Linked DNA regions of Homo sapiens: regions 1, 2 and 4 are each linked to region 3. A link is a loop called in an ENCODE intact Hi-C map of the cell type or tissue named here. Cell type or tissue: PC-3. All regions are shown on one strand.

Region 1 (5,000 bases), 230 kb before region 3:
AACAAAATCATGTCCTTTGCAGCAACATGGATGGACCTGGAGACCATTATCCTAAGAACTGCATGCTATCACTTATAAGTGGGAGCTAAATATTGAATACACATAAACATAAAGATGGGAACAATAGACACTCAGGACTACCAGATGAGGGAGGGAGCAGGGCATGGGCTTAAAAACCACCTATTTGGTACTATGCTTACTAACTGGTGACCCAATCATTTGTACCTCAAACTTCAGCATCACATAATATACCCCCATAACAAACCTGCACATTTACCCCTTAATCTATAATAAAAGTTGAAACTATAAAACAAACAAACAAACAAAAAAAAAAAAACAGAGCTCTTTTTTGGGTATGGTGGCCCAGTATCCTGTCTTCTTACCTTCCCTAAGGTGGCTTCCCAAGCACCACTGTGGATCTTCAGGGTTTCAAGAAGTATAGTTTGAGAGCTACTGCACAGAAGACCAGGGTCCTACTGCAATATGATCTGAGACAGCAGGCAGACTTAACCACTATTTACTTGATGATGACATTAACATAGACCTGGGATCATAAACCTTGGGTTCAAGGCCTTGGCTGTACCCCTACTAGCAGGACAACCATGGACAAATCATGTAGTCTCCGTGGCCTTAGCATCCTCATTTATTAAATGGCATTGACTCTGATTCTTGTCAAACCTGTCTTAGAGGGCTGTTGAGAGGATCAAATGAAATCATGCATGTGATTATAGTTTATAAATTGCTAAGTCTTGTTTAGTTGAAAGGGATTATTGTGGGAGAAATTATCCTTCCAGGTAGTTTTCCTTTGTAACTGGTGCCAAAGATAGGTAGAGATAGACAGAGAATGTAAATAGTTAAATGGTCTGTAGTTTCTGCCTTATCTTAGAGGGATGCAAATATAATTTTCCTTTTTAATTAAAAACCTGTTTACTATGATGAGTCACTTAAGCAGAGACTTGAGTTAACCGGTTGAATCATTCTACAAAGCTTGTAAAAGTAATGTTTGAGTAATACTATCTAAAGAGATCATTTTTCTTAACCATTTACTGCCTACATACTAATAATTCAAACATATTTTGGAATATGTTGACCTTAGTGTTTGCAGCTGCTTGCATATGCAGAAAAAATTTAGTATAACATTAATTCATATTTATTTAGTTCATTTTTCTGCCAGATAAGTCTTCTGGGAGTGACTCATTCATCCACCACAGAGATGCCTGAGAAATACCAAACAGCATGTTTTATGGCTGTATTTTGCCATCAGGGAAGTTATAAATAATTCCTTGTGGAACTTTTAGAAGACAATCTAGTAGGAATGCCAAACGTAGTCACTACAGTTAGCTAGTAGTGAGGTTGAAGACCTATTTATTTCCAAACCCTCAGGATGGCAGAGGGTTAAGATAAAGTCTGAAAACTGTCATCCTAAGAAACAGATATTTGCCAGTAACTCTCAATGGCCACATTGAGGTTGCCTAGCAACTTTTTGTGAGTGTGTTTCACTTTGCATTTGCTAAACACATTCTTATCACTACCTAGATCTTCAACCTAACACTGTTGTACTCCAGTCAAAACTCTCTGAGTGGGAATCAACACAGACTTGACAAGGATTTTCTTATGACTACCCCATATCTGGGTGGAGGGGCTGTCAACATTTCTGAACCTTGGAGCTAGCTAGGAGACATGGAACAAGCTTCCTGTAAGTGTGCTCATTCACTCATTCAAAAAAGAGACAGATACCCAGAACTTACTATTTATAAGGCACTGTGCTGGCCACAGTGGACAAAACAGGCCTTTGCTAGGATCCATAGAATATGGAGGAGTTGGCAGGCAGGAATTAGGGGTGGGGAGACAAAGAAGCATGGAGGGGAGCAGAGAGTGCTTCCAGCAGAGAGAACAGCCCCTGGAAAGGCCCAGAAAAGAATGAATGGCATATTGTGAAGACTGAAGAGAGACCACAATAGATAAAGTACAGGGAGCCATAGGGGTAGTGAGGTGAGCTGGTGCCAGATGCTGGAGGACCTTGTCATCATGGGATCCCTTTTCCTCATTTCTTTAAAGCTAGGACCGGTGCAGAGCAGTGCTTCCCAACTGCTCCATGGAATCCAGTGGGGTCCACCTAGGGGCCTCAGAGGGCCTTGGGGAATAGAGGTGGGAAGGGAATGGCTCTGGGATCCAACTTCTGCCTCAGTAACAACAGCATTGCTAATATCCATTTCAAATGTTGGGGATCTGAGTAAGATCACATTGGAAGACAGGGCTCCATGGATTAAAAAAATGATTGAAAGCCACCAGGTCCCCTCTGACTCTGACATCCTTGGATAATAGTATTCCATGCTGATCTCCCTGAGACTATGCTTTCTGGGTTACTGGGTCCTTCGGCTTATTATCTCCTAAGGAGGAGCCCATTCCTGACTGAAAACACTCAGGGTTATGGTGTGAGCAAAGGTCCTGGGACTTGCTAGCCTGTTTTTCACAGAACTTTCAGAAATGGTCCCTGAAATTTCACTTTCCCACTTTCACTGTTCATCTCTTCATGTCAGCAGGAGAGAAGACCTTTCGGCAGGATTCATACCTGCCTTCACGAGGAGTGAATATGTTGTGATGCTGAGTCCCTGCCGACTGTGAACTAGAGCTTTATAGCACATCCACCTCCAGGCTGAAGGGAGTTAAACGAGCATGGGTAGCAACTTCTCCTAAAGTGAGAGCTCTCTCTCTGACATACCGTTAGAGGCTCAGCAAGTATCAGCAGAATTGTTTGCTTTCTGTTTCTCCCCAGCCCCTTGTCCTCCAGACGCTGGCTCCCTAGACCAGCACAGCCTGTTTTAGCTTCTCTCTCACCTGACTCCCCTGGACTTGATTTCTTGCCTCCTTGACCTCTGGACATTGCCTCAAGACCAGGCTCCTGGTCTGAAATTCAACCTTTGCTCACATACACATGGAATCTGCAGACTGTCTCTGCACAGATGGATTGAGGGCCTGGCTCCTCTGATGCAGAGCAGCCTGGCCATCTGCCCAAACCCTCACAGACAGTGGTCCTAATTTAGGGAATCAGTTTGGACACTACTTGACAGCTCTGCCTTCCCCAGCCACTCCCAGCTGCAGCCACTAGATGTCTTCCAGCAGGAGACAGGCCTCCTCAGTCCTCCTGTGCATCCTGACATAAGCAGTGCTTTTCAATGTTTAATGTCAAAAGAATCACCTGGGGATCTGGCCAAAATTATAGGTCTGGGGTGGGGCCAGACAGCCTGCATTTCTAAGACGTTCCCAGGGAATATCAATGTTCATGAACTCCACTTTGAGTAATAAGAAAGAGAATGTGAATAGACTAGCAGCCTCAGCCTCACCTGAGAATGGGATCTGGAATTAGTTTCTTAAGAGTTTTTCACTTATTAGTACACATTTATTAAACACTCTTTCTCTCCGTGGCAGTTGCTATGCTGCTAAGACCCATTCTTTGCTTTCCAAGGAGCTTACAATCTAACAAAATAATATTTCCGTTGCTTAATTCTCACAAGATCCCTATGAAATCATGATTAGTGCCATTTTATACATAAGGAAACAGTCTTAGAGAAGTTAAGAGATTTGTGAAAGATTACACTAACGGGAAATGACAGCCTGGATTCCAGTTAAAACATTGCTCTGGCTCTGGGCCTTCATGCTTTCTAGGATATCTCATGCACCTTTTTCTTGATATTTTTGTGCTGCCCAAATCCATACAGTTGTGTTTCTGCCTCAGTTTCCTTGCCTAACACTTTAGTTGTGGATTAGGCTGAGCTATGCTCCAACCCTCTTCCCCAAATCTTGCTAGAGATCAGGGACCCAGCTCTTTCCAGTCTTTCCTCACCTACCCATCCCCTGTGGGGTCTTCCTATAGATAGTCCAGTTGCTTGGAAACACAAACCGTTGCTCCATGTTGCAAAATAGCTTCTAGGAACTAGCCAGGAAAATGTTCTCTTCCCTCTATAACTCAACCTCATGGTCCTTTTTTTTTTTTTTTTTGAGACGGAGTCTCGCTCTGTCGCCCAGGCTGGAGTGCAGTGGCGGGATCTCGGCTCACTGCAAGCTCCGCCTCCCGGGTTCACGCCATTCTCCTGCCTCAGCCTCCCAAGTAGCTGGGACTACAGGCGCCCGCCACTACGCCCGGCTAATTTTTTGTATTTTTAGTAGAGACGGGGTTTCACCGTTTTAGCCGGGATGGTCTCGATCTCCTGACCTCGTGATCCGCCCGCCTCGGCCTCCCAACTCATGGTCCTTTAGAGCTGCACACTCAGCATCAGGCACTTCAAAACATAAGTAAGCTATGTATTAGGCGTAGTGAACAAAGAAGGAAGTGACACTGATTTATGCAGCATTCATTCTCCAGCCTCTTAACCCAGGGCAATGCACTAATGATCCAGACATCCTTTTCCTAGGGATGGACGTAGCAGCTAGTGGAGCTCCTGAAGTGGCTTGTCCCAAACCCTATCTCAGCTGTGCTAGTCTCTCTGCCAGCGCTCTAGGGAGAGCAGAAAGGGTGGGATAGATTCTGGAGGAGTCGTCTTCGCAGGATAAATGTTACACAGGCCATAGCAGCTCTCCTCTGTGGTCATGGCTTTGACTTCTCCTAGTGCCCGCACTTTCTTTTCCCCTGCCCTGCTAAGCAGGACCTGCTTCTCAAGCAAGCAAGGAGCTTACTTTCTATTGGCTCCCTTACTCATTTAGTTTTCCTGGAGGACAGGGAAAAGGAGAAATCTTTGCTATGGCCTCAACTATTTTATTTTAGAATGGCAGAATTTAGAAATAGGAATTGAGAAATGTATAATTGCCAGTTCTCACTGACCATTGCAATATTTTCTGTTACTCAATACAAACCATTCTACCCCAAGACACTCAGTGTGACTTTTAGTGGGAAATCTTCAGTGAAATTCTATAAACCATACCCAGGCTGATCCTTTCTTTCACATTCTAATCCTCAAGGAAGATGATCATAAAGCTGATCTTAGGTAAATCTTCTGTGGATG
Region 2 (5,000 bases), 1.3 Mb before region 3:
GATGGTGTGAGGACATTATTTTGCCCATTTTATTTTTATTTTTATTTGTTTATTTTTTTTAGAGATGGGGTCTTGCTATGTTGCCCAGGTTGGTCTCTAACTCCTGGGCTCAAGCAGTCCTCCCGTCTCAGCCTCCCAAAGTTCTGGGATTACAGGCAAGAGCCACTGTACCTGGTCACATTTTGCCCATTTTAAAGAGGAGGAAATAAAAGTTGAGAGTGGTTAAGTAATTGTCCATCTGATTTATCAGAGGTAGACCTGGGACTCAATCTCAGAAACAAGGCATGTTTAACTTGGTCAGTATTGTCTCAGGGAGATTTGGAGAGAGGAATGTTCCTTGGCCATTATTATTTTTATCTATTTATAAACATTCCCAAAGTTTCCTGAATAATGTGACTGGAGCTTTATTTTAATAATAACTTTCCATTCCAGGTGACCAGTGGTCCTCCTTTCTGAAGGCTCTTGCTACAAAGGAAAGATGAGGATATTCTATTTCTTGATCCCTCTCAGCTACTGGGAGCTGCTTTGTGCCTTGGAAGCCTCAAGCTGAAATGGATGTCAGCCTCAAGTTTAACTCCAAGAGGGTTCACCTTGTTTCTTTGAACAAAATGTGCTGCCTGTTGCTTCCCTTTGCCAGGAGTGGTGTTCCCTTTTCCACAGGTCTGGACCACAGTGTCTCTAGCTCCCGCTCCTGGATACTTGGTTACTGTGTGTTTCGGTAAAAAAGCATCCACAACATGAATATCCACTAAGCTGTAACAGGGCCTGCTGCAACTATAGTATTTCCTGAAAAAGTATCAACTGCCACAAGGGCCACAAATAAAGTCTGTGAACTTGAAATAACCATGGAGAATGAAATGTTCTGATTCAGATCATCGGTGGGATTTCACTGGGAAATCTCCCACTGGGCAAGAGTAGATGATGGAGGAGGAGAAACAGTCACTAGAAAAAGGTGATACTTTGTATCAAGAAACAATTAAAAATTAGATCACATCCTGAAACATTAAGCATATGCTCCTTTGTGAGGCTTGCCTGGCTGAACTTGAACTGGATTGAGTGAATAATTTCTTAAAAACAATCAAAATCACAGATTTATTCTATTTTAAATACTTATATTTACTTATATTTCATTCAGAAATTAGTTAACAAATAATTTTTGAGTATCCTGGGAACTGTTCTAATCATTAAACATGCAAGTTTGAAGAAAGTAAGGATGAATCTGCCTGCGTGGGGCTCTCAATCTAGCGAGAAGCAGATAAGAAGACAAATGTCAGGGAAGATCACACAACCTTCAGGTAATATTTAAGCTGAGACCTCACTAGTTGCTAAGACTGGATTTCAGAGGTCAGGTTTGGATATACAAAATTTAGGAGCTGGTACATGACATTTAAAACCATGGGAATGAATGAGATTTCCTAGATAGAAAGAAGAAAAGAATATTGACATTTAATGTTGAACGGAGTAGGAGGAGCTGAACAGGGAGACCAGGAAGGAGCAGACAGTGAACCTGGAGCATGAATAGGAGAGTGGGTGTCATGGAAGCCAAGAGAAACAAGAATTCAAGAAAGAAAGTTTCTTACTGTAGCAAATGGCGCTGAGAGGGAAAGTAAGGCCATGGAATGATGACAATGACAACAGTGACGAAGGATCATTGAGTATGGTATCATGCTGACATTTGTTTCTACCCAGGCTAGGTCGTTACTGAGGGGTGGTAGCTAAGACAGGGTGGGTTGAACATGAGGAAATGAAGACAGAACATGAATTTTTGGAAAGTTTGGCTACAATGGGAAGTAGAGAAATGGGGTAATATCTGGAAGGGGAGGGAATTGAGTCAGTAGGGTTTTGTGTTTTGATTTTACGGTAGGGCATCTAGATAGATCATGTTTATGTACCTATTCCCACTCTGTTCTCTCTTCCTGAAGAGTCTCCTCTGGCAAACTCCATTCTGTAAACGTCCGTATTTAAGTGTCCTGTTCTCTGTCAAACATTCTTCCCAGGCCTAGTATGATGTTTGTCCCCAGGCTTCCATGCCATTATGTGTACACATTATCTGCCATAAGCTTACCTTATTGCATGGCAATGGAAGTTTTTCCTCCTTCTCTCTTCTTCATTAGACAAGAACAGGGTCTTGAAAAGTAGAGACTGTGTCTTCTCAAGTTCGGACTACTGGCACAGGTAGGTGCTCAGAACTTGGCACCAGGAAGATGCTTATTAAATATTTGAAGAACAAATAAGTAAATGAATGAATAGACTAACTGAGTTTGAAGGCAGTGCTATGGCAGATTTTTCTTATTTTATGAATGGAAAAACTATGGCATAGAACAATTTGGAATCTGATAATTTTACAAATTCGTAGGAGTGCTGGAAAACAGTAAAATCTTCAGTCTTGCTCCTTGAGCTGTTGCCCAGGTCCCTCTCTGGGACTGCACTAGCAGCCCTAAAAAACACCTGGGGCTGATACCCTCACATTCACACCAAACCGCAGACCTCACCACAGAAGCACAGGCCTTCACGCTGGCGTCTGCAGTCTACTTGTAGTTTGATTTTAGCAACATTGGCCAAGTTGAGGCTGGGAAGCAGCTGGTGAACAAAGGGTGGATGCACTTTTCTGAATCTAGGGGGAGACCAGGTTAGAGCCATGCTAAGTGAAGCTGCTAGGGTAGGTGGGCCAGGCAGGGGAACAGGCAAAGATACCCTTGGCTCCCTTAAACTTGGGCTAGAAAAAACAAAGACATGGCTCAAGGAGAACCACAAGGTGTCACTGTTCATCCTCAGTTAAACAAACACTGATTTGGGCAGGGACTTGAGAAACACTGCAAAGAACTTTATTTTGCAGATGAAGAAACGGAGGCCCGGGGAGGTAACATGATTTGACTAAGATCACGTAACAACTTAATGGCAGAACAATTATGAGAAACCAAGTCTCTTAACTTTCAGACTGGCAGGACCACTTTCTCCCATTGCTCCTATGAGATGGCATTTTGAGATGAGGAGTAAGCCTTCTCTACAATCATTCACTCAAGACAATGGCTTTCAATTAGAAATAGAACAGAAAAAAAACAAGAGAGAGAGAAGAAAAGAATGAAAAAAGCGCAGCATTCACTCTCACATGTGCCTTATTCAAAGTGCTGGGCTAAGATGCCAGTGCCCACAACGAGAGAGTGGCCCACAGGGCCTCCGTCTGTGGCAGGCTTGAATACCCGAATAGAAAAGTATCAGGTAAAGGATTTCATTCTTTTTATGGCTCCAACTTAAAAAGAGTCTGGTTCCCAAGGAAAACAGGAAGCCAAGTTGCTCAGCAAAGAATTGGCTGAAACCTAAGTAGGACCCAGATAAAAACATTTGCTGGATGGAAGGATGTGGGCAAATTTCTGGGCCCCGCTGCTTGGGGATGGGAAGCTATGAGGCAGAAGACCCTTTGTGAAACAGTGACCCGTGCACCAGGCATTTTTGCGGATGTCTGGAAACTGCGAGGCAGTGGAGGAGTCATAAGTTAGTTGGTTTTTTAATTCCAACTAACTTTACTCCACCAAGTATCTCAGGAGATTTCGCCTATGCTCTTTGGCCTGACTCCCACTAGGCCCTTACTCCTTCCATGGTGGCTTCTACTGGAGCCTCTTTCTTAGTTCCCAGGTTATTAAAATAATAATAAATTCAAAGAGCTTTGTTGTTTTCTTAGGTAATATAATTAATATGCGCTCATTACAAAAATTCAGATACCAAGTAGCAGAATGAAGAAAATAAAAGACATCTGTAGTCTCTCCATTCAGAAATAACTGCTGTTAGCATAATGCTGTATACATTCAGGCTGTTGGCCTGTGGAACACCTGGTATATGTCCTCGGCCCTGGGTTTACAGCTGTAAAGCTGGCACACACTAATCTCAGCTCTCACAGAGCCTACATTCTAATTGTCTGGGAGAGACAGACAATAATATTTTGTAAAAAAGTAAAATATATAGGATGTCAGATTGTGGTAAATGCTATGAAGACAGAGAAGGGGATGGGGATTTTAATGGTGGTGAGGTGGCAATTTAAAAATAGGATATTCAGAAAGTGACATTTGAACAAAGATCTGAAGCAGATGTGGATATCTGGGAGAAGACTTCTTTCTTTCTTTCTGTACATAGACAATAATGCAATTATAACATAAACAATATATGAATACATCTTTGATTTAAAATCTTCAAATAATACAGAAATATATGGGAAACAAGGGAACAACCTTCTCACCACCCTCCTATTACCTTCTCCTCTCTCCCAATAAGCACTTTGGCAATGGTGTGTTCCCTGCCCAAGCTTCATCTCTGCATTTACATTCATTTCTGTATATACTGACACAATAGCTTTATTTTATTTCCTACGTAAATGAGCTCATCCTTTGTGAAGGTGATATCTTTTTATTTTCAGCAAAAAGAGTCGTCTTAACATTTTCTAAAATTCAAAGGTATGTGAGAGCTATAGGCCTCATTACTAAAAATGAAATAGCTAAATGTGATTGCTAAGTGTGGGTAAATGTTTTACTTCTTCCTTTGGGCTAATAATCTAGCATATACTGAATTCTATTGAAATAATTTGTTTCTGCCTCTGTCTCTGCTACTACACAGTGAATTTTTTGTGGCCAGGGAATTAGGTCTTCGCATCTATTAATTTCCTGTGCTTGGTGCAATGCCCAGCATGTGGTGTTTGGTAAATGAATAGGCAATCAATTATACTTTCATACATTACTGTGGAAGGCTTCCAATACTGGGTGAGATATTGGCTGAGATCAATCATCTGCCCTAATGTGGTCCAATCTTTTCTCCATTGAAATATCTATGTCACTATGGGACACAGCCACTGTGGGATGATAGCCAGGATGACTGTGGTCAGATCCTACAAATCAGATAGTCCGATTTTAAGCATTAGAATTAAAAAATCAAGTAATGAGAGCTACCTTTCATTCCTCTTGCTGCAAGAAAAGAGTTAGGACACAAATGTGCTAAGCACTTGACCTAACACT
Region 3 (5,000 bases):
AATTTTGAAAATTTGAAAATCGGTCTATTGAATAAAAATAGAAGTGTAAAGCTTTACAGGATTATTTTGCCTGTGGATTAACTTTTAAAAAATATTTTATTGTGGCTAGCAAGAATTAATGACATAACTGTAATCATCTTAGCTGGTATTAAATAAAAACTCTAAATGGAGTCCTACAGAATTTGAATAAACCTTATATTCAGCAAAGATAATATTTTTGAGAACATTTTTAAACATCAAATTTTTGATAAAATTAATATTTATTAATAGTTGATAATTAGTAAAGGTCATTAACTAAATGGCAATGTATCTTAACAGACTTGTATGATGTGTTTACTTAAGACTGGCTAAGTCTTTTGAGAATTTGCATTTTTGAGAACTTGATTTAGAAAGGGTATTGTTGGATAATTTAGATAACTCTACTATATTTTTAATAATATAATCATTTGATAATGTAACACCATTACCCAGGGAATACAAAGACAAATGAGTGACAATTGTATTTTGCCATTATTTTAAGTGAATGATAAATATCTTGGCTTAACGCCAATAATGTAGTTTGAATTTCTCTAGTAAAATTAGAGGCAACAATAATCTGTAAAAAGCTGTTATGTAAGTAATCCCAGTGCCCAGCTTTGAATGGATAGATTTACTTCAGCTGGTCGTTAAAAGTCATTTTAGGATAAACCAGAGTGCAAACAAGAGAGCAACATTATACAACAAAACATAATTTTCTTTTGAATTCAATGTGGGCACCTATGTACTGATTAGTAATCTATTATTATTGAATGTTTGGGCGGTCTTACTGTGCATTTTCTTTAAGGACACAAAAGAAGAAAAGCCATGTAGACTTGTGCATCCTAGAGAAGATTTATATCTTTGTAAAGGATAGGTAGGGAGCCATTGAAATATAGCGCATTGTTATGGTCTATAATTTGCATTCTGTTTGAACCAACTCCCCCACCCCATCCTACCCTTTTTTTTCCTGTTACAAGTAGTGCAAGATAGTGGTTTCACCCATTATTCTGGCCAATACATAGCCAACACATTGAAATAGTACCTCGCACGACTCTCATTAGCTGTAGAAATAGAAGAGAATCATAATGTAGAAAACACAAATGGATAATAAAATACCATTACTGCAGAACATGCTGTAATATTTACATGTGACAAGGAAGCCAGTCCCTCTCTCTACAGATGAAAATCATCACTCTATTTTATTTTGTTTTATTTATTTTTGAGATGGAGTCTCGCTCTGTCGCTCAGGCTGGAGTGCAGTGGCACAATCTGGGCTCACTGCAGCCTCTGCCTCCCGGTTCAAGCAGTTCTCCTTCCTCAGCCTCCTGAGTAGCTGGGATTACAGGTGCGTGCTGCCACACCTGGCTAATTTTTTGTATTTTTTGTAGAGATGGGATTTCACCATGTTGACCAAGATGGTCTTGATTTCCTGACCTCATGATCCACCCACCTCAGCCTCCCAAAGTGCTGGGATTACATGCGTCAATCACTGCACCTGACCCTTATTTTTCAATTCTTAGTAGCGATGGGGTCTCGCTATGTTTCCCAGGCTGGTCTTGAACTCCTGGGCTCAAGTGATCCTCCCACCTCAACCTCCCAAAGTATTTGGATTATAGGCTTGAGCCACTGCCCCCAGCTGAAAAGCATCACCATAAAATGAATAATGTCTTCCTTTTGTGGTCCTTCATCATATGCTTAAAAAAATACTAGCATGTTTTAAATGGTATCTTCTTTGAGGAATTCTGTGTACATAACTGTGACTGGTATTTTGTAACATAACTTTGATTATAAAAGTAACATTTATTAATTTTTAATATTTTTGAAAATAAAGTAAAATCATATAAAATTCAATGGTTAAATACATTGCTTTTATGGTAAGTAACAAGATACCTGATAAGCATGGAGAATGAACTGTTTGATTAACTTTCTTCCTCCTTTCTTCTAGAGTCCCTGTATTATTTATTTTGATTTTTTATTTGCCAATAACTGAGAGTAGAAAAAGTCACTTTAATTTTTTGAAAGACAGCAATTGGTGTTCATTAGTGTGCCCAAACCAAATGCAAAAAATAAAAAAAACCCTGAAACAGCAATATGCTAGATGCTGCACATTTAGATGCTAGGCTTAGGGTGACATCTTGTGGTAATACTAAGGAAACATTTATCCAAATGAATAAAGTTTTAAGATGATTACAGCATCAACACTTTCCAGAATTTGAATATAAGAGAATTGGAATTCCATAATATTTTATGATTAATTTATGTCTCTTTGTTTAGAATAGCTAAATAAAATAATAATAATCAGTGTTCATTAATATTCCAAAACAAAACAAACCTAAAATGGCAATATACTAGAAGCTGCACATTTAGATGGAATTGGAATTCTGTGATATTTTACAAATTAATTTAGAATATGTAAATCTCTTTTATTTAGAATATATAAAACATTAAGATTTTCAAGGCACTTTTATTAGGTTATTTATTCTTCAGTTCTTCAGTTAGGTGATAAAGAAGCAAGATTTATCTTTTTTTTTTTTTTTTTTTTTTGAGACAGAGTCTCACTCTGTTGCCCAGGCTGGAGTGCAGTGGTGCGATATCGGCTCACTGCAACTTCTGCCTCCTGGTTCAAGCGATTCTCCTGCCTCAGCCTCCCGAGTAGCTGGGATTACAGGCATGCACCACCACTCCTGGCTAATTTTTTTATTTTTGGTAGAGACGGGCTTTAACCATGTTGGTCAGACTGGTCTCGAACTCCTGACCTTGTGATCTGCTGGCCTTGGCTTCCGAAAGTGCTGGGATTACAGGCATGCACCACCGTGCCCGGCCTTGAATCATTTTTAAAAATTATTTTTGTACTTCTAAATTGACTTTTAATTTTTAAACAACTATATTACCACCATAATTGTTTTTGAAGACTTTAAATAAATAATATTATGGGTTAGTTAAATTTTAGATATGTAACACAAATGTTTTTTGTAACTTATTGAAAATTATGTGTTATTCTTTAGTCATTACTTATAAAGTATGGAAATAACTATAGATATATTTCACAGATTTCAACCCCTTCTAAAATCATATTAGTCTTGTTTATCTAACTTATTGCCTTATATTTCTTCCCAGTGTGTGAGGGGGAATTTTTTGGAGAGGAATTAGAGGGAAATTAGAGGAGAACAAGCGGTAAATGATACTTTAAAAAAACTCTACCAGTGGCAAAATCTTAGAAAAGGGCTTATCTTGTTTAATGGAGGCAGTTAAACCTTACATGTTAGACTTTGTGTTAGAATAGAGTACATTTCATTTCCATAAATCTTAACAGAGAACCTTGTGGATTTTGGAGATTACTAGCAATAGGGGTGATACAGCAGATGTATTACATATTGGGATTTATCATCTCTTTGTTGAAGCCTTCTAACACATTCCTACTTGCTGGCAGCTTTAACTAGCCCTTTCATTGTATCTCATAGCATTTTTTTCATATTACTAAAAAGCATTTATCACATTGCCTTATGGTAAATCGAATATACTTCTGCCCCTTTTTATATCCCCATAATGTGGACCTTTAATAATTATAATAGACTTTTAATAAATTTTTATTCATTTATCAACACTTCTTTTAAAAATACCAGTTATGTGTTGGACATTGTGCTATGCAATAGGGATACAACAGTAAGCTATAGAGGACAGTCAATACCCTTATGGACAAGTAGGGGAAAAGAGACATTAAACACACAATTAATTATTATTCAATTATAATGATGGTAAGGTCTATAAAATAAATATGTATAAGAGTTTTAGTTTGAGTAAAAAAAACCCTACATATTTTCCTAATAGTAATTCGAATGTAGTAATTTTATTTCAAAATAACATCTCTTTGAATATATCACGGCTATTTTGGTCTTAATTATTAATCATAATGTGTATTTTTTGCCATCTGATCATAAGGAAGTGAAGGATTATTTAAATAGTGGGTGTGAAGGCCCCTACAGTTGTGTGAATTTGGAGCAACTTGGCTGTATTTATTATTCTTTTAGTTTATTTATATCTTTTTTTGTTAACCCATTTAAAGATTAATGGTGAAACAACCTGGCTGTAATCTTCAAAAAGAGAGATTCTCAAGATGTGGTTCTTGGACCTCAGCACTAGTCACCTGTGAACTTGGTTAGAATTGCAAATTCTTGGTTCTCACCCTAGACCTACTGACTGAATAAGAAACTCTGGAAGTAGGGCTCAGCAAATGGTACTTTACTAATCCTTTCAGGTGATTCTGAGGCATGTTAAAATTTGAAAACCTATGTTCTAAATGGTTAGGTATTTGGCCATTCAGGGAAAGTAATATATTAACAGTGTGTGAATATTATTACTAAACTTGGGAGAATATGACAGTGGCATTTTTTCCTTCTTGTGTTTTATAGGATCTGATTTAATCTGTAACGACTATAATGAGCCATTATCATTCTGGGACATATCTTGAGTACTTTGTAATCCATAAACTCACAATTATCATTATGGTGTCCAATTTTCTTTTTAAAATATAGTAGCATATCTTTTTATTTTTAATTTTCTTTTTATTTTCCTTCCTTCCCTCCCTCCCTCCTTTCTTTCCTTCCGTCCTTCCTTCCTTCTTTTTTCTTTTCTTTTCTTTTTTTTTCTTTTCTTTCTTTTTTCTCAGTCTTGTCTGTTGCCCAAGCTAGAGTGCAGTGGTGCAGTCTCAGCTCACTGCAACCTCTGCTTTCTGGGGTCAAGCAATCCTCCCACCTCAGCCTCCCTGGTACCTGGGACTACTGGTATGCGCAGTCATGCCTGGCTAATTTTTGAATTTTTTTTGCGGAAAGGAGACTTCACCATTTTGCCCAGGCTGGTGTTGAACTCCTGGGCTCAAGTGATTCTCCCACCTTGGCATTCCAAAGTGCTGGGGTTACAGGCATGAGGCACCACACCCAGCCTTACAATAGAATATCTAAAACATTTAAGGGATTTTTTTCTCT
Region 4 (5,000 bases), 100 kb before region 3:
GACGGATCACTGGAGCCCAGGAGTTCAAGACCAGCCTGGTCAACATAGCCAAACCCCTTCTCTATTAAATAAATAAATATATATGTGACATATATCTAAGTAGCATAGATGATATTATTTATGATTTTCCCTACACATTATCTTTATAGATGTCAGCTGGTAAGATTTTTTTGGCTCAAGTCAGCCTCATTCTAAGACCAAGTCAGTCAGTCACATTCTGAGACCATTCACAGACCTTCTTGCCTTGTGTTGCCACTTGTATTGTCTTATATTGCCACTTACAAGAGGCATGGTAGGTTAAAGTTCATTTAATTGTTATCATAAATGAAATGTAAGTGATTGTAAAAAAAAAATTACATAATTTATTTCCAAAGTCAAATCTAGCAATTTGGAGAGGTTTCTCTTCTTTTTCTATTCTGTATAACACAAATGTCTTAGGCTATCACAGCTAATCAGGATAGCCTGTGCTTGCAAATTTTAAAGGAATCCTCAAATGATTACTAGCATATTAAGCACTTACTAAATGCAGGCATGGAGCTAAGTGTTTTGCATATGTTATTTAATTCTAATTTTAGCCTTATGAAATCAGCATCACCATTCCCATTTTATAGATGAAGAAGCAAGTGTCCGTAAGGTTGAGTAACTTTCCCTAAAATGCATACCCAGGAGGTAGCAGAGTCAGGATTCAAACCAAGTATAGCTGACTCTAGGTCCAGAGTCTTTTCAGCATGATGTGTTCCTACCCCCTACCCCACTGTCTGCCAAACCACCACCACCACTATCTCTCCACATCTTTTCCTCCATTGTCAATCTTTAATAGCTGTGTTGTTATGTATTGAAAGCATGAATGTTCACTATCTTACTAAAATGCTCCCACAATCATGCCTCTTTTTGTAGTACCATCCTTCCAGATACAAGTAGGAAAAGTCGCCAGAAGACAAGAGCTGTAGGGAAAACCACCAACCCTATCTTCAACCACACTATGGTGTATGATGGGTTCAGGCCTGAAGATCTGATGGAAGCCTGTGTAGAGCTTACTGTCTGGGACCATTACAAATTAACCAACCAATTTTTGGGAGGTCTTCGTATTGGCTTTGGAACAGGTACTGTTTGCTACATTTTTAATTCTCCATGAGCCAAATTTTTCTAGAGATACTAGAGGTTTGTTTGTTGCTTTGCTTCTTCCCAGTGAAAACCGAGATATCCTGAAAACAGATATCTCTTAAGTATAGTGAAATAAATGAGTAAAGAAATGTCAGGTTGTATGCCAAGGGCTCCAGATATGAGGATTAACAGGGTGAAGTGTCTCTGCATATAGAGTTTAAGTTATTGTGGCAGTGGCAGGGACAGAAAAGCCTTCATCACTAGTCTGCCCTGCAAAAACATTTATGGTCCTTCAAGGCTAAATATATGCTTTGAGTAATAACAATAACATTTTTGGAGCACCAGTCACTGTATTAAATGCTTCATTTACATTATTTCATTGAATCCTCACAAGTCTATGAGGTAGTTACTAATGTTACCCCAAAGGAACTGATAGTCCAAGAAAGTAAGTAACATAGCTACAAAGTGGCAGAGCCAAGATTCAAAATTGAGTCTGTTAGACACTAAAGCCTTAGTCACACTAACCTAGAGATTATCTAGTGTCATCTCCAACCCAGTGCAGGAGTCCTCCCAACTCCCTTATTCCCTGATGAATTTTCATCTGGCCTTTACATTAACTTGAAGAAAAATCATTGCTCTAGGAATTATGGTAATGATTACAAACATGAAGTCACTCAGACAATTGAACAGTTCTTCCTTATGTTGAGTCTCACATCTGCCCTCCCAGTGAAGAAAGCTCCTCCTAGCTTCCACTGGTGGTTATAATTAGGGAATAACTTTCCCTCTTTCCCCTACCCCCAATGAGCTGTTTCTTTCTAAATGCAAAGCTTCCTTTTTTCAGGTAAAAGTTATGGGACTGAAGTGGACTGGATGGACTCTACTTCAGAGGAAGTTGCTCTCTGGGAGAAGATGGTAAACTCCCCCAATACTTGGATTGAAGCAACACTGCCTCTCAGAATGCTTTTGATTGCCAAGATTTCCAAATGAGCCCAAATTCCACTGGCTCCTCCACTGAAAACTACTAAACCGGTGGAATCTGATCTTGAAAATCTGAGTAGGTGGACAAATATCCTCACTTTCTATCTATTGCACCTAAGGAATACTACACAGCATGTAAAAGTCAATCTGCATGTGCTTCTTTGATTACAAGGCCCAAGGGATTTAAATATAACAAAATGTGTAATTTGTGACTCTAATATTAAATAAGATATTTGAACAAGCTAGGAAAATTGAATTTCTGCTGCTGCTTCAAAGAAAAAGCTGCCCCAGAGCATTAAACATGGGGTATTGTTAAGAAGCAAAATGTTCTTGTTTGCCATCATGTGTTTCACACCACAATTCTGTGCCACAGTTAAGAGGGTCTGGTACCCTTGCAGGACCTTTGTAGGTTGTGGGAAAAAGTCGCAGAAAGATACTCAAAGTGGAGCAGGGAATGGAGACAGACATCAGTGATGATAAAAAAAAAAATGGACCTTAAGAAACTATTTACTCTGTAATCTCTAATAAAATATGGAATTCCATATTAGGGCAATGAGACTGAAACTACTGGTGTTTTTCTGCCTTGAGAAAACAAACAGTTAAAACAAGCCTCAAATGTATTTTAGTGCCACCCACTGGCCATAGGTACAATTCAGTTGTTGGCTTGTTTTGACTTAATTCTAAAATAGGTCTCAAGCCTGTATTTTTATGAGTTTATTTTTTTAAAACCCTGCATATATATGATTGTTTTTCTTATAACTTTACTATATGAAAGCAGCATAAGAGTAGTCACAAACATGTTTTGCAACAAAGTTTTAATTAGAATGTAAGTTGCTCAGTTATACTGTTCTTCTTATGTATGTAAAATTTTCGTATTTTGTAAAAACCCTTAGAATAAATTATCATTTGATTTAAATTGTATTAGAAAATTAGCGTGACTTCTCATTTTAAATAAAATATTTTAGGAATTCTAAACATCTAAATTTCCTAACAAGGCTAATGAACTTCTTCTGGGCTAATGTTTCTGCAGTCTTCACTGCAATTCTGGGCATCATCTCCCCTAAGTGGGCAACTTTGGCTATGTTATTAAGAGTAGGATTTTTATTTTTATTTATTTTGTTTTAAAGGACATAGCAGATCTCAAGGATTTTTATTTTTTTTTAAGTAGTTAAAATGCTTTGGGGATGATTTTAGTATATGAAGCACATTACTCTCCCTTAGGACCCAACCAGCTTAATTTTCTGAAAACAAGCACTGATTTAATGTAGGTTCAAGAAAGCCTGAGTGACAGGCGAACATGGGATCTTACAACAAGCATCTCATAAATGTCATTGAAAACAACTAGAATGCTTGCCTGTTCTTCCTGAACAGATACTAGAACGTTCTACCCACTTGTCAATAAGAGTGACTAATCTAGGTCAATGCCCTTTCCATTGTCTCCTCAGGTCTTTTTTTTTTTTTTTTTGAGATGGAGTGTCGCTTGGTCACCTAGGCCGGAGTGCGCTGGCGTGATCTCGGCTCACTGCAACCTCTGCTTCCCGGGTTCAAGCAGTTCTCCTGCCTCAGCCTCCTGAGTAGCTGGGATTACAGGTGCCCACCACCATGCCCGGCCAATTTTTGTATTTTTAGTAGAGATGGGGTTTTACCACGTTGGCCAGGCTGGTCTCGAGAATTCCTGACCTTGCGATCTGCCTGCCTCGGCCTCCCAACCCAGGTTTTTTATTAGAGTGCTTAGTCTAGCTCTATTTATCATTCCCGCTCTGACCTTAAGGAAGGGCAAAATGAGCTAATTAGAGTCACGCTTCTAGAGCACAGCGGTAGAAGCACAAACCCTGTTCTGGCTTGTGCCAGATCATAGTACAAGCTACTTCCTCAGGCTTTCTTTCAGTTACCTGTAAAACCAGCATCCAGCCAGCTCTGGAGCAATAATGAGATTGGCTCCATTATCTCCCCATCTAGGACCAGGACTGCCTGTCTCATCCTATCCCCCGATCCCTCATCTTCAAAACACCAAAGTGGGAAATAGAACCCCCCACCTTCTTTGCATCTATCCACAGCACTTCTGACTGCCTCAAGAAGTCCAAGGAGAGGTTTCACATGAAAAAAAAATATAAATCATAAATTTAATCTTCCCTGGTTCAAAAGGAAGGCTAAGTGTGAGCTTCATGCTTTATAAAATGTAAGCACGGCTGGGTGTGGTGGCTCATGCTTGTAATTCCAACACTTTGGGAGGCTGAGGCAAGAGCATTGATTGAGGCCAGAAGTTCAAGACCAGCCTGGGAAGCATAGCAAGATCCCATCTCTAGAAAAACTAAAAAAATTAGCTGGGCATGGTGGTGTGTGCCTGTAATCCTAGCTACTTGGGAGGCTGAGGTGGGAGAATTGCTTGAGCCTAGGAGTTTGAGGCTGCAGTGAGTTTTGATTGTGCCACTGCACTCCAGCCTGGGAGACAGAAGGAGATCCTGTCTCTTTAAAAAAATGTAGGCAACTTGAATTCTTTAGTGAACTCAGGTTGACATGCTTTTGAGTCAGTGTAACTTTTAGGCAAAGACCCTCCTAAAACTTCAAAGTACATTTTTCTAAGCTAGAGGCATTCCTTGAACTGCATATTTTAGGGCTTTTTTTTTTCAGAAGCCCAACTGGTAATAAGCCAAAAAGGAGGATTTATTGGAAATATACTGGGTTAGCTCACAGAGTAAAGAAGTACTGCGGGAACCTAGGTTATTTTGGGGACTTGCAGGCTGGAACTAGAGACTCAGATGTGGTCTCTTTTCTTCAGGGAGTGAGAAATAGCACCTCAGCCAGGTTCAACATCACAACCTCTCAGCTAAAGCACTTCTCTTTCCTAGGTTCAGCTTGAGAGACCTATGGTGGAAACTGGCCAGGTCTGTGTCATATGCCCACCTATTGGACCATTC

The links. Hi-C counts contacts between places; a loop is a spot of excess contacts. Peaks named below come from ENCODE experiments on the same cell type or tissue, not always from the same donor. Only the 100,000 strongest peaks of a DNase experiment are listed, where the experiment ranks them.
Region 1: a loop joins it to region 3, with 3.0 times the contacts of the local background. A loop is called at or near these places in 41 of 110 quality-filtered maps.
Region 2: a loop joins it to region 3, with 19 times the contacts of the local background. A loop is called at or near these places in 4 of 110 quality-filtered maps.
Region 4: it touches region 3 in a loop (4-fold over the local background); 5 of 110 quality-filtered maps call a loop at or near these places.

The regions. Positions count from the first base shown.
Region 1 is chr11:85,824,387-85,829,386 of GRCh38, reverse strand. It overlaps a transcript of SYTL2 not described here. Among named protein-coding and RNA genes, the nearest start is that of SYTL2, 16 kb to the right of the region's middle. In PC-3, CTCF peaks have their summits at 2,901 and 3,104; DNase peaks (open chromatin) are centred at 866, 1,006 and 3,156; H3K4me3 peaks cover 1,370 bases; H3K27ac peaks cover 3,803 bases.
Region 2 is chr11:86,917,531-86,922,530 of GRCh38, reverse strand. It overlaps PRSS23-AS1 (PRSS23 antisense RNA 1), which reads left to right. Exons shown (of 4, transcript NR_187135.1): 2 at 433-1,295. It also overlaps a transcript of PRSS23 not described here. Among named protein-coding and RNA genes, the nearest start is that of PRSS23-AS1, 18 kb to the left of the region's middle. In PC-3, CTCF peaks have their summits at 2,537 and 2,744 (motif pointing right); a DNase peak (open chromatin) is centred at 2,780; H3K27ac peaks cover 1,840 bases.
Region 3 is chr11:85,592,627-85,597,626 of GRCh38, reverse strand. All of the region lies in intron 3 of DLG2 (discs large MAGUK scaffold protein 2), which reads left to right. Among named protein-coding and RNA genes, the nearest start is that of DLG2, 32 kb to the left of the region's middle. In PC-3, a CTCF peak has its summit at 2,150 (motif pointing left); a DNase peak (open chromatin) is centred at 2,136.
Region 4 is chr11:85,692,286-85,697,285 of GRCh38, reverse strand. It overlaps SYTL2 (synaptotagmin like 2), which reads left to right. Exons shown (of 20, transcript NM_206927.4): 19 at 898-1,103; 20 at 1,946-3,057. The coding sequence ends at 2,091. Among named protein-coding and RNA genes, the nearest start is that of CCDC89, 8.6 kb to the right of the region's middle. In PC-3, CTCF peaks have their summits at 1,881 and 2,722 (motif pointing left); a DNase peak (open chromatin) is centred at 2,695; H3K27ac peaks cover 1,081 bases.